Regions from separate parts of the Homo sapiens genome. Here regions 2 and 3 are each linked to region 1. A link is a contact called in ENCODE Hi-C or POLR2A ChIA-PET data. All regions are on one chromosome and are shown on one strand. Each heading gives the region's core, a stretch centred on a gene start or an enhancer-like site at or near the end of the contact. The rest is flanking DNA. Distances are from core to core; before and after follow the strand shown. Region 1 overlaps AAK1 (AP2 associated kinase 1). Region 2 overlaps AAK1 (AP2 associated kinase 1). Region 3 overlaps AAK1 (AP2 associated kinase 1).

What was found. A loop is a pair of places that touch in the nucleus more often than their neighbours do. ChIA-PET counts read pairs that join two places held with the same protein, here RNA polymerase II (POLR2A). Pooled maps may share reads with other maps.
Region 2: a map of CD4-positive, alpha-beta T cell shows a loop between it and region 1 (2.1-fold over the local background). The contact joins two enhancer-like sites. A Hi-C loop is called at or near these places in 7 of 168 maps with a recorded cell type or tissue (CD14-positive monocyte, CD4-positive, alpha-beta T cell, CD8-positive, alpha-beta T cell and 4 more), 4 of 37 single-sample maps with no recorded cell type and 15 of 50 pooled maps. POLR2A ChIA-PET finds 5 or more read pairs at or near these places in 12 of 52 experiments (CD4-positive, alpha-beta memory T cell, CD8-positive, alpha-beta T cell, GM12878 and 9 more).
Region 3: a loop to region 1 is called in a map of PC-9, with 9 times the contacts of the local background. The contact joins two enhancer-like sites. A Hi-C loop is called at or near these places in 8 of 168 maps with a recorded cell type or tissue (CD4-positive, alpha-beta T cell, Calu3, DLD1 and 4 more), 1 of 37 single-sample maps with no recorded cell type and 6 of 50 pooled maps. POLR2A ChIA-PET finds 5 or more read pairs at or near these places in 11 of 52 experiments (A673, CD4-positive, alpha-beta memory T cell, H1 and 8 more).

What each region holds. Positions count from the first base shown.
Region 1 is chr2:69,615,163-69,618,593 of GRCh38, reverse strand. The region is part of intron 2 of AAK1 (AP2 associated kinase 1); the gene reads left to right. Among named protein-coding and RNA genes, the nearest start is that of AAK1, 27 kb to the left of the region's middle. Within about 2 kb of position 1,738, at least 3 of the 41 ENCODE cell types and tissues checked have a DNase peak (open chromatin) inside an H3K27ac peak, as active enhancers do; they include GM12878, where a contact is called at or near this core.
Region 2 is chr2:69,581,167-69,584,268 of GRCh38, reverse strand. All of the region lies in intron 2 of AAK1 (AP2 associated kinase 1), which reads left to right. Among named protein-coding and RNA genes, the nearest start is that of AAK1, 61 kb to the left of the region's middle. RefSeq lists a silencer at 1,158-1,452. Within about 2 kb of position 1,293, at least 12 of the 41 ENCODE cell types and tissues checked have a DNase peak (open chromatin) inside an H3K27ac peak, as active enhancers do; they include GM12878, where a contact is called at or near this core.
Region 3 is chr2:69,563,976-69,566,973 of GRCh38, reverse strand. All of the region lies in intron 2 of AAK1 (AP2 associated kinase 1), which reads left to right. Among named protein-coding and RNA genes, the nearest start is that of SNORA36C, 45 kb to the right of the region's middle. Within about 2 kb of position 1,458, at least 5 of the 41 ENCODE cell types and tissues checked have a DNase peak (open chromatin) inside an H3K27ac peak, as active enhancers do.

The sequences.
Region 1 (3,431 bases), core at 489-2,988:
GAGCTCAAAGGAGCAGGAATTTTTACATGAGGGTGGAGGAGTGATGGTTTGGAGTCAACTCAGGAGAGCAAGGAAAGTTCTGACCTCCTGCGCTAAGCTACTGAGGCGTAGGAAAATATGGCATCAGAGGGCTAGTGATGCAAGTGATATTGGCTGGTGCAGGAGCAGGACCGAGCAAGTTGGATGATTTATCCTTTGGCTTGATTGTGGAGCTAAGTTGTTTTTATTGTTAGGTATTTATAATTTATGGCATTTATTTGGCAGCTTAACTTCCTCTTATTAAAAGGAACCCATTTTTATTTTGCATGTATTTTACTTATATATTAGTATATTGAATATTATATATTTATTTATATCTCTACTTATATTTAATTTTATGTGTACATGAATTCTTTTTTCTCCTTTGGGTCTTGGCTTTGTGACAAAAAAGACCTTGCATGGTCGCTGTAGAGGCATCTTCAGGACCTGGTTTTGAATTTGCTTTTTGTATTTTATTGCTGGGAGCTCCTGCTTACCTTTCACTTTTATGCCCTCCTGGTCAGGTTGGTTGCCTCATGGTTCTTTTTTATCACTAGACTAATGATTAATTCTTAGTGAAGCCCTTCACCTCAGAGGTTGCTGAATGATGAAGGACCACTTCCCTGAATCTTTGCTCAGCAGCCTCGAGATAAAGGAGGAGGTATGACTCTGTCAGCCAAAAAGCCTAATCTTTGAGTTGGAAATGGTTTATTCCTTGTATATTCTTTCTAGGTGTTAACAAACCAAAATAGTAGAGGCATCTCCATTAAATGTGGCCTCTTCTATACTCCTAATGCTTCCAGCTCTTCACTTTATCCCTTCACAGGAGCAGGCACAGCGTGCTGCTGGGAATGTCTGTTCACTTCTTTTACATGTGATTAGTTGTTCCTGATGTTTGCACTCTCATACACTCAAGCATGTGGCACATACCTCTTTAGGATTTGCTGCATCTTACAATAACGATTTATTTATCAGTCTTCTAAGCTGTTCTCCCTTCATCCCTGACCCAACTTGGACTCCTTGAGGGTATGGTTAGGTTCTCACTCATCTTTTTGTATGCTTTTAATAAGTAGGTATTTAGGAAGTAGGTATTAAATTAATGCATTAAACTTAGAATTCAAACAGCCTAACTCACAGATCTTGCAAAGGAGAAACTATGCCCAGAGGATTAAATGGCCTGTCCGAAACTACACAGCTAGGTTCAATTGGGATTAGAATCCATTTCTCCTCTCAAGCTTGTGGGGTCTTCTGAAAGATTAATGTCAAAGCAACTCGATGTGAATTGATTGTGTTCCTTAAAGTTAGAGATAATTGAATTCCTTGAAAATTCACTTATATCTTCTAGGGATAGGGGCTTTCAACCTTTCATTTCACCTGTTACCCTGTTTGGGGGTGGTGTGATGGTTTGGAATTTTGTTGTTCTTGACTGAGATTAGAGAATGAGGGCCTAGGCACAGGGAGGCTCTGTTCTGCTTGTCAAACCAGTAGGTTTGCTTTTTCCTTGACCTATACCTTAAGGACATCCTTCTATCTTGTAGGTGCTAGTGGAGCTATGTTACCATACACTGGGGATAGGATGAGGGCCCCTGGATAATCTGTGGCCTGGCAAGTGACACAGGCAGAAAGCAGCATGTCCAGGTCCCTCGTGGGTGGCTTGGGGGAACTTGGGGTTAGAAAAAGGGCATTATAACCAGGTGCTAGAAGTTCACAGATAGGTCATTTGTGGCTGGTAGGATTGGCAGGAAACAATGAGTCACACTGGTAGGTATACAAGGGATAGAAAAAGAAGAAATTTTTGATAATTGCTAGAGAGCCCTTTTTCCATTTAGACCAGTAGGTCTCAATTGTGGCTGTTTTGCCCCCCAGGAGACACTTGGCAATATCTAGAGACATTTTTGATTGTCACACCTAGGAAAGGGCTATTACAGGCATCAAACGAATGGAGGTCAGGGATGCTGGTGAATATCCTGTAGTGCATGGGATGGGGATGGCCCCCATAACAGGGAATTATACAGTCCAAAGTCATGAGCGTCCAGGTTGAGAATCCCTGATTTACACCCTGGGCCCCAACATCAGTACTCTGGTGGTTACTTAAGTCATAAAAAAAATAGTTTTTTATATATACTTTACTTTGAACTCTATTGTTAAATGGCAAAATCAGGTTTATTTCACCTTTTTCTTTTCGTTCTTTTTTTAAAATGGAGGCAAAATTCACATAACATAATTAACCATTTTAAAGTGAACAGTTCAGTGGCATTTAGTACATTAACAATGTTGTGCAGCTGGGCATGGTGGCTGGTGGCTGTGATTCCTGCTACTCAAGCGGCTGAGGTGAGAGGATCACTTGAGCCCAGAAGCTCAGCCTGGACAACAGCAAACTTCATCTCTAAAAGAAAACCAGAAACCAAAACTAAACATAATGTTGTGCAACCACTACCTCTATCTAGTTCCAAAACATTTTCATCGCCCGAAAAGGAAAGTGGTACCCACTAATCAGTTTTTAGTACAGACAGGGTTTTGCCGTGTTGCCCAGGCTGGTCTTGAACTCCTGAGCTCACATGATTTGTCTGCCTTGACCTCCCAAAGTGCTGTGATTACAGGCATGAGCCACCATGCCCAGTCACTATGTTTAGCTTTAACATAAAATTTACCATTTTAGTATTTAACCTTTGATATAGACTTGTCATTCCACAAACACATTTTAAGCCCCATGTCATGAGGGCACTGTTGAAAGCACTGCATAAATTATGATGAACAAAACAGTTATAGGTGTTTTTCTCCTAGAGCTTACAGTCTAGTGGGGAAGGCAGACATTGAACTCCCACCAGTAAGTTTTCAAGTCCGGGAAGTGAATTTAGCTGTAAAAGTATAGGAGTTGAAGCCAGTGCAGTAGGATTGACTGTCACAGTTTCTTGCTTTCCACTTTCTTTCTGTGTGAGTACAGTTTCTTTCATATAAGAGCAAATTCATAGCCAAAAAGAAACAGGGAAGGAAGAAATGAAGAAAATAAATGAGAGAAAGCAAGACCCAGGAGCGAGGAGGAGGGAGGATTGGGGAGGTCCTCCCAGGAAATCCCGTGTTTCAGGTTCTTCTAGAAACTCCTCAGGCCAGTTCTTAAAACATCTTCCACTGTGGTCTGTCTTTATCTTTTGAGTCATATAGATGGGAATGGTATTTCCATTTGGTTAAATGGTACTGGGTTAAAAAGCAAAATAACATACCCTGCCTCCCATCCTCTGTGTCTCTCATAAGGATCAGAGCCCAAGTGACATGAGGTCAGCTGAGTGCCCAGCAGGACTGAACTATTCTGGCCTGCGGGGCTTCTCTGCGAAGTCCCGAGAAGTGGCTAAGCTGAGGTCGAAGTCCACATGGAAAGGACAGCACCAATGGGCATGCAGTTTCCTTGGTAGACT
Region 2 (3,102 bases), core at 44-2,543, 34 kb after region 1:
GGCCTGCCATCTGCTTAGGAGTCACGCCTGCCTGGTTAGGATTCCCTGATTGTGTTTTTTAAGGAAGATGCTAGATTGTTAAAGGGGGTAGGGAGAGAAGGTAACTATACCAGAATCATTAGGGCCTTTCTTGAAGGAGGCGGGTGGGTTTTGCGGGGAGGGAGATGAAGCAGCCATGGAGGGCTCCTAAGCAGATGTTCCCCATTAGCTTGGAGAGCAGTGTAGAAGGTTAATTATTCTGTAAAAGAGGTTCCTTATTAGGGAAGGGTGGTCAGGTGAAGCTGGCTATCAGAACATGGCTGATACCCCAGGTTTACCTGGAGAGACAACTAAGACATTTTTTTTCCATTCAGGGGAAAGAGTGAGAAATCCACTTTATTTTTTTAAGTGGACATTTTGTGCTGTGGATGAAGATCCGTAGCTTGAAAAAATATCCAGAAACTTGAAAAAGTGGAACGAAGTCAACTTAGAATAGAAACACAAACCACAATGCTCATGGCACCTAGTGAGTTGCCTCTAAAGGGACTCAGGGCCAAGAATCAGATGAAAAAATTGTACACATATCAAGAAAGTGGCAGGTGAAGAGAGTGAGTCTTTGGACCCACTAAGGGTATAGCTCTAATGCTGAACGGGCTCTTTGGACTTTCAGCCATGAAGCCGAGACCCAGGAGGATGTGGACACACTGCTTGTACTGCTTGTACAGTAGACATACAAGGAGTGACTTTCAAGGAAATTATTAAACTTCCTGAACACTCTTTCAGAGAATCTTTAACAGAAAATCTCTTTGCCTTCAGGTTTCAAAAATGTGCCTATATTAGGGAGATCAGAGTGATTGGAGCATAAAGAGTGAATATCCCCAAGGAAGTAATGCTTCCCTAATTCCTGCCTCTACTTCCCACCTGTCAGGGAGCTTCTTTTAATTTACTTCCATCCTCTGCTCACCACCACACTCCAGTGTGAAAGCAATGTTGTCTTTTAAAGAATTAGTAATTCAAATCCCTGTATAGAATTTCGGAGGTTATTTGGTGTATTTCATATCCCTGAAGAATCACCAAAATGTGGCAAATGTCCAGCTCCAAAGGTGAGAGATGTTTATGTCCCTCACTTTCACTTTATAAATAAGGAAACTGAGGGCCAGTGAAGTATAGTGACTTGCTCAAGGTCATAGCTTGTTATTTGTGGAACTTGGACCACAACTAGGCCTCCTGACTCCTGATGGTTCTTTCTGTTGCCTTTTGGTATCTCTCACGTGGAGTTTTATTTGAATTGCTGCCAGGAGTTCTGTGGCTGTGGCAGTTACATATGATCACGGTGGGTGTAACTGCACAGTCAACAGATATAACCCTGTAGGGGTAATATGGGGCTCTCACTGGTGTCTTAACTTCCAGCAACAGAGTCCTCAGAGCTCCAGGGAAGAGTTTTGAGATGCTAGACATCAGCATTCTTTCTGTAAGTTTGCAATGACTTTGGAACAGAAAATTTTATTTCCACATCTGAGTCTGTCTCTTCTCTTCCTTTTGACCACCACTTCTTGTTGGACACTGTTTGTGGAGTGTGGACTAACCTTGTGTCTTTCACTTGATTTTTTTAACATTCAAACTTTTAGCTTGAGCAGACAGCTGGCAAGAGGTTTCTCTGTAGAATATTGAATAGCCATTTAGAATGTGGGTTATGATGTTCCGCCCTCACCCCCCAGTAGCAGGTCTTTTTAGGGGACAGGAATTTGCAAAGTCATTAGCTTCCTTCCCCAGACCAAAAGAGCCAGCGTGGGCAAACTTCCTCACCACCTCTCCCACCCCGAAACCACTGGTAGGGTTTATTTAATTTAGTCTTGTGCATGTGTGCACGCACACACACGCGCACACACACGCACACACACACGTGCACACACACGCACACACGGAGGTTTTTCATGTATAGAGATACTCTGATTCTATTCTAAGTGTTCTCAGTATACTGCAGTTTCTACTTCTTATTTCAAAGAGATCTGAAATATGTCCTGATCCTGGGACAGTGGTTCCCCAAACTGGCAGATGATCTGTGTTGTCTGTGAGGCTTTTGTAAAAAATAGATCCAGGGCCCCACTCAGGCTTGCTGAATCAGACTCTATCAGCATTTAGCTATTTATTTACTAAGTACTTTATCAGTGATGTAATACATATTTTGTAAATTAGGTACTTAATAAGTAGCTTATGAATTTTACAAAATGCAAAAGCCAAAATTTGTCTTTAAAAAAATATTTTTCACACGACACTGATTTATCTTCAAAAATGCACTTTTTTTTTTTTAAAGACAGGGCACTCTGTCACCCAGGCTGGAATGCAGTGACGCAATCATGGCTCACTGCAGCTTCAACCACCTGGGCTCAAGCAATTCTCCCACCACAGCCTCTTGAGTAGCTAGGACCACAGATGCGCACCACCATGCCTGGCTAAGTTTTTAAAAAATTATTTTGTAGAGACTGGGTCTCGCTGTGTTGCCCAGGCCGGTCTCAAATTCCTGGGCTCAAGTGATCTTCCCACTTCAGCCTCCCAAAGTGCTGGGATTATAGGCATGAACCACCATGCCCAGCCCAAAAAAGATCTATTTTTAACCTAAAGAAAGTGTTTTGCGTCAATTTTCAACCTGTTATCATAAATGTACATTTTTAAATTACTCCCTTTTTTGAAGCCCTGAATTAAAACGTTGCTCTGCAATTTAGCAATCTCATTTGACACTCGGCAGGTGGGCCAGTCCATTTTCAAATGGGCCATTTTCAAACGTATTTAGAGAATACTTTTCACTAGTCATCCTTATATTATTGCAGAAAAAAATACATTCACTCTACAATGCCACACTGATTGTAGTGCACTGTTTTTAAAAAAACAAAACCAGCTGGGCGCAGTGGCTCACTCCTGTAATTCCAGCACTTTGGGAGGCTGAGGTGGGTGGATCATGAGGTCAGGAGCCAACGTGGTGAAACCCCATCTCTACTGAAAATACAAAAATTAGCTGGGTGTGGTGGCGTGTGCCTGTAATCCCAGCTACTCAGGAGGCTGAGGCAGGAGAATTGCTTGAACCCGGGAGGCGGAGGTTGCAGTGAGCCGAGATCGTGCCACTGC
Region 3 (2,998 bases), core at 209-2,708, 51 kb after region 1:
TGATATTAAGTTTCTGATGTCTTTCAGCATATCTCTCTACATTTGCCAGATAGCTAACTCTGTGGCAGCAGTACGGCAAAGGTGGGGGCGGGTAGCTTGTGGAAAGGCCCTTTCTTGGTTAGCCTTAGCTGATAGCCCAGGCCCAATGTGCTGTGGTTCTAGGTGCAGTAATCAAAAAGTCTCTGGTATATGTGAACCAACTTGATTTCTTAAACTCTTCCCTTTTGTTCCAGGCAAGTATTTTTCCTGGAAAATTAATTTTTGAGAGGAGGAGGGAGACTCTTGCCAAACCCCTAAAAAGAACCTCCTGAGCTGGAGATCCTCCCCAATCAATCATAACAGTCCTGGAGAGAAAGAACCAATAGCCAGGCCAGTGTGCCATGTTCAGCCTGGGCTGTGGCCTCGATTGGGTTCTGTTGATGTTTCTGTACCACCTCCACAACCACCACCGTTTGCCAGTCTCTGATTTTGTGCCCACAGCTTGAGTGGGGAGAGAGGGAGTTGAAAACCTCAAGTCATCCCCCATCTGGGTGTTCTATCTGCTTGGGGAAAGGACTGCTTTGACATGTTCTCCAGAAGGAGCTGGCACATGATGATTTTTAATTGAGGCAAGTGAGGAGAGATTGACATTAAAAAAACAAACCCCAAGCCCCCACTGAAATCAGTGTTGACACATGCTTTGCATTGACCTTTTCTCCTGGAAAAAGCTTTGCTGTGCTCCTTGCCATCTGTTCTAGAGTTTTGAAAACTTTTGTTCCTTCCGAAGCTTTTGGCAAAGTTGTCTTCAATGTAAGTTGTGGATGGGTGTTGATCAGCCTCTTGGGGGTCATTCCTTGTGGGAGCTCACAGATGCTGTGGATAGAGCACCCAAGTTCTCACCATGGAGAGGACACTCTCCCACTTGAATAGTGCACCCAGGTTCTCACTGTGGAGAGGACACTCTGCCACCTGAATAGTCCACCCAAGCTCTCACCATGGAGAGGACACACTCCCACCTGAACAGTGTACCCGAACTCTCACTGTGGAGAGGACACTCTGCCACCTGAATAGTCCACCCAAGCTCTCACCGTGGAGAGGACACTCTGCCACCTGCATAGTGTACGCAAGCTCTCACTGTGGAGAGGACACTCTGCCACCTGAATAGTGCACCCAGGTTCTAACTGTGGAGAGGACACTCTCCCACCTGAATAGTGCACCCAGGTTCTTACCGTGGAGAGGATACTCTGCCACCTGAATGGTACACCCAAGCTCTCACCATGGAGAGGACACTCTCCCACCTGATCAGCTAGACAGGCAGAGCTGTGGGCAGTCCCTCTTGCCTTTCACTGTGCCATTTCTCTTCTCCCTTCCCTGGGAGTGGAGGTGTTCCTGCATGATCTGCTGCTGCAGGGAGGGGACGGCAGCTTGAGAGGGGACACCAGTTGGCACCCTTGCAGTCTAGCCCTGGTCCGGCCACTAGGTGGCAGTACTAAGGAGGATGCTTAGGCTTTTCACTGTGTTTTAGTTTCCCAGTTGGTCAAGTGGAGGTTGTAGTACATGACCTGCTGACTTCACAGGCCCTTGTAAAGATGGAAGCAGGGCTGTCTGGTTCAGTCCTAGCTTAGAAATGTGTTTTCATTAAACTGCACAAGGTTTAAGAGATTTTTAAAAGTTTGTTGCCTGATTTTTAAATCAGGAGCTCTCACCTAAAGATCCAGCTGTTTTTAGCAGTCAAAAGACTTGACAACTCTTAGCCCACGTTCCTTCGTGACAGCAATTGGCTGGCATTGAGGAATGGCTGCCCCATGAGCAGGGGCATGAACTTTCTCAGGGCCACCGGCCCCACTCCTCCCTGTGATCTTCCTGACAGTGAGTCTGTGTCATCACACACCCTCCATACGTTTTGTTAAAGCTGGACTGTGTCACTCCTTTATGTGATCTCCCTGGCTCTTCAGGCATTTGGGTTTGTGCTCTTGATCTCGAGAAGATATTCCAGATTTAGAATTTTATGATAAGTAATGTATCATACAAATACAAAGTGGTTTTTGCAGGGAGGTGGGGGTGGAAGGGAAAGGCAGGAACACCTTCTGTGTGCTAGGTGCTTTGCTTATCATTTGATCATCCCCAAAGCTTTGAGGTAGGAGTGGGGGTGGGGAGGATATTGTGAGTTGGTGCACAGTCCTGATTGAAGGACTATGACCTAGGGGCTGGTTGATACAATCACGTGGTCAGATAGCCTGCATGTCAGAAGAAGGGCTTTAGCATGAAGTGAAAGCCCTTGGCAGGTAAGAGGACAGCCTCAGGGAAATTGTAGCTTACCTGAGCCAGGATTCGAACTTAACCTGTTGGGCTCTAAAGGAATACTACATGTCTCAAGGTGAAGCGGGGCATAGCTCCTTCCCTAAAAGCTGCCTGTACACATCTACACCTTCGGTAGGCATGTAAGTGAGGGCTATTTGCATGACTTGTAGTGGTGTAGTCTTTTTGTCTTTATAAAATACTTATACCTAGAGCTGTAGAATATTTGGGGGGTAAATTTTTCTCTCCTTTGTAGCAGAATTGCTCCTTTTTTTTTTTCTAGCCTTTCTCCAAAATTACACAGCTAAAAGTAGAGCTACTTTGAAGGTGAGGAGGAAGCAGTATACAGAGCCCTACCCTTGTAAGGGAGGGAGGTCAGTTTTTCCTCGTGCAGCCACTGAAGTACCTTCTGTAATCCTAGGGCTTGGAGGAACCCAGTTTAAATAGTAGCACTCATTTAGTCTTAATTTCTTTTCTTTTCTTTTTTCTTTTTTCTTTTTTTTTTGAGATGGAGTCTCACTCTGTCACTCAGGCTGGAGTGCAGTGGCGTGATCTCGGCTCACTGAAACCTCCGACCCCCTGATTCAAGCAATTCTCCTGCCTCAGCCTTCCGAGTAGCTGGGATTACAGGCATGCGCCACCACACCCAGCTAATTTTTGTATTTTTAGTAGAGACAGGGTTTCACCATGTTAGCTAGGACGGTCTCAATCTCCTGACCTC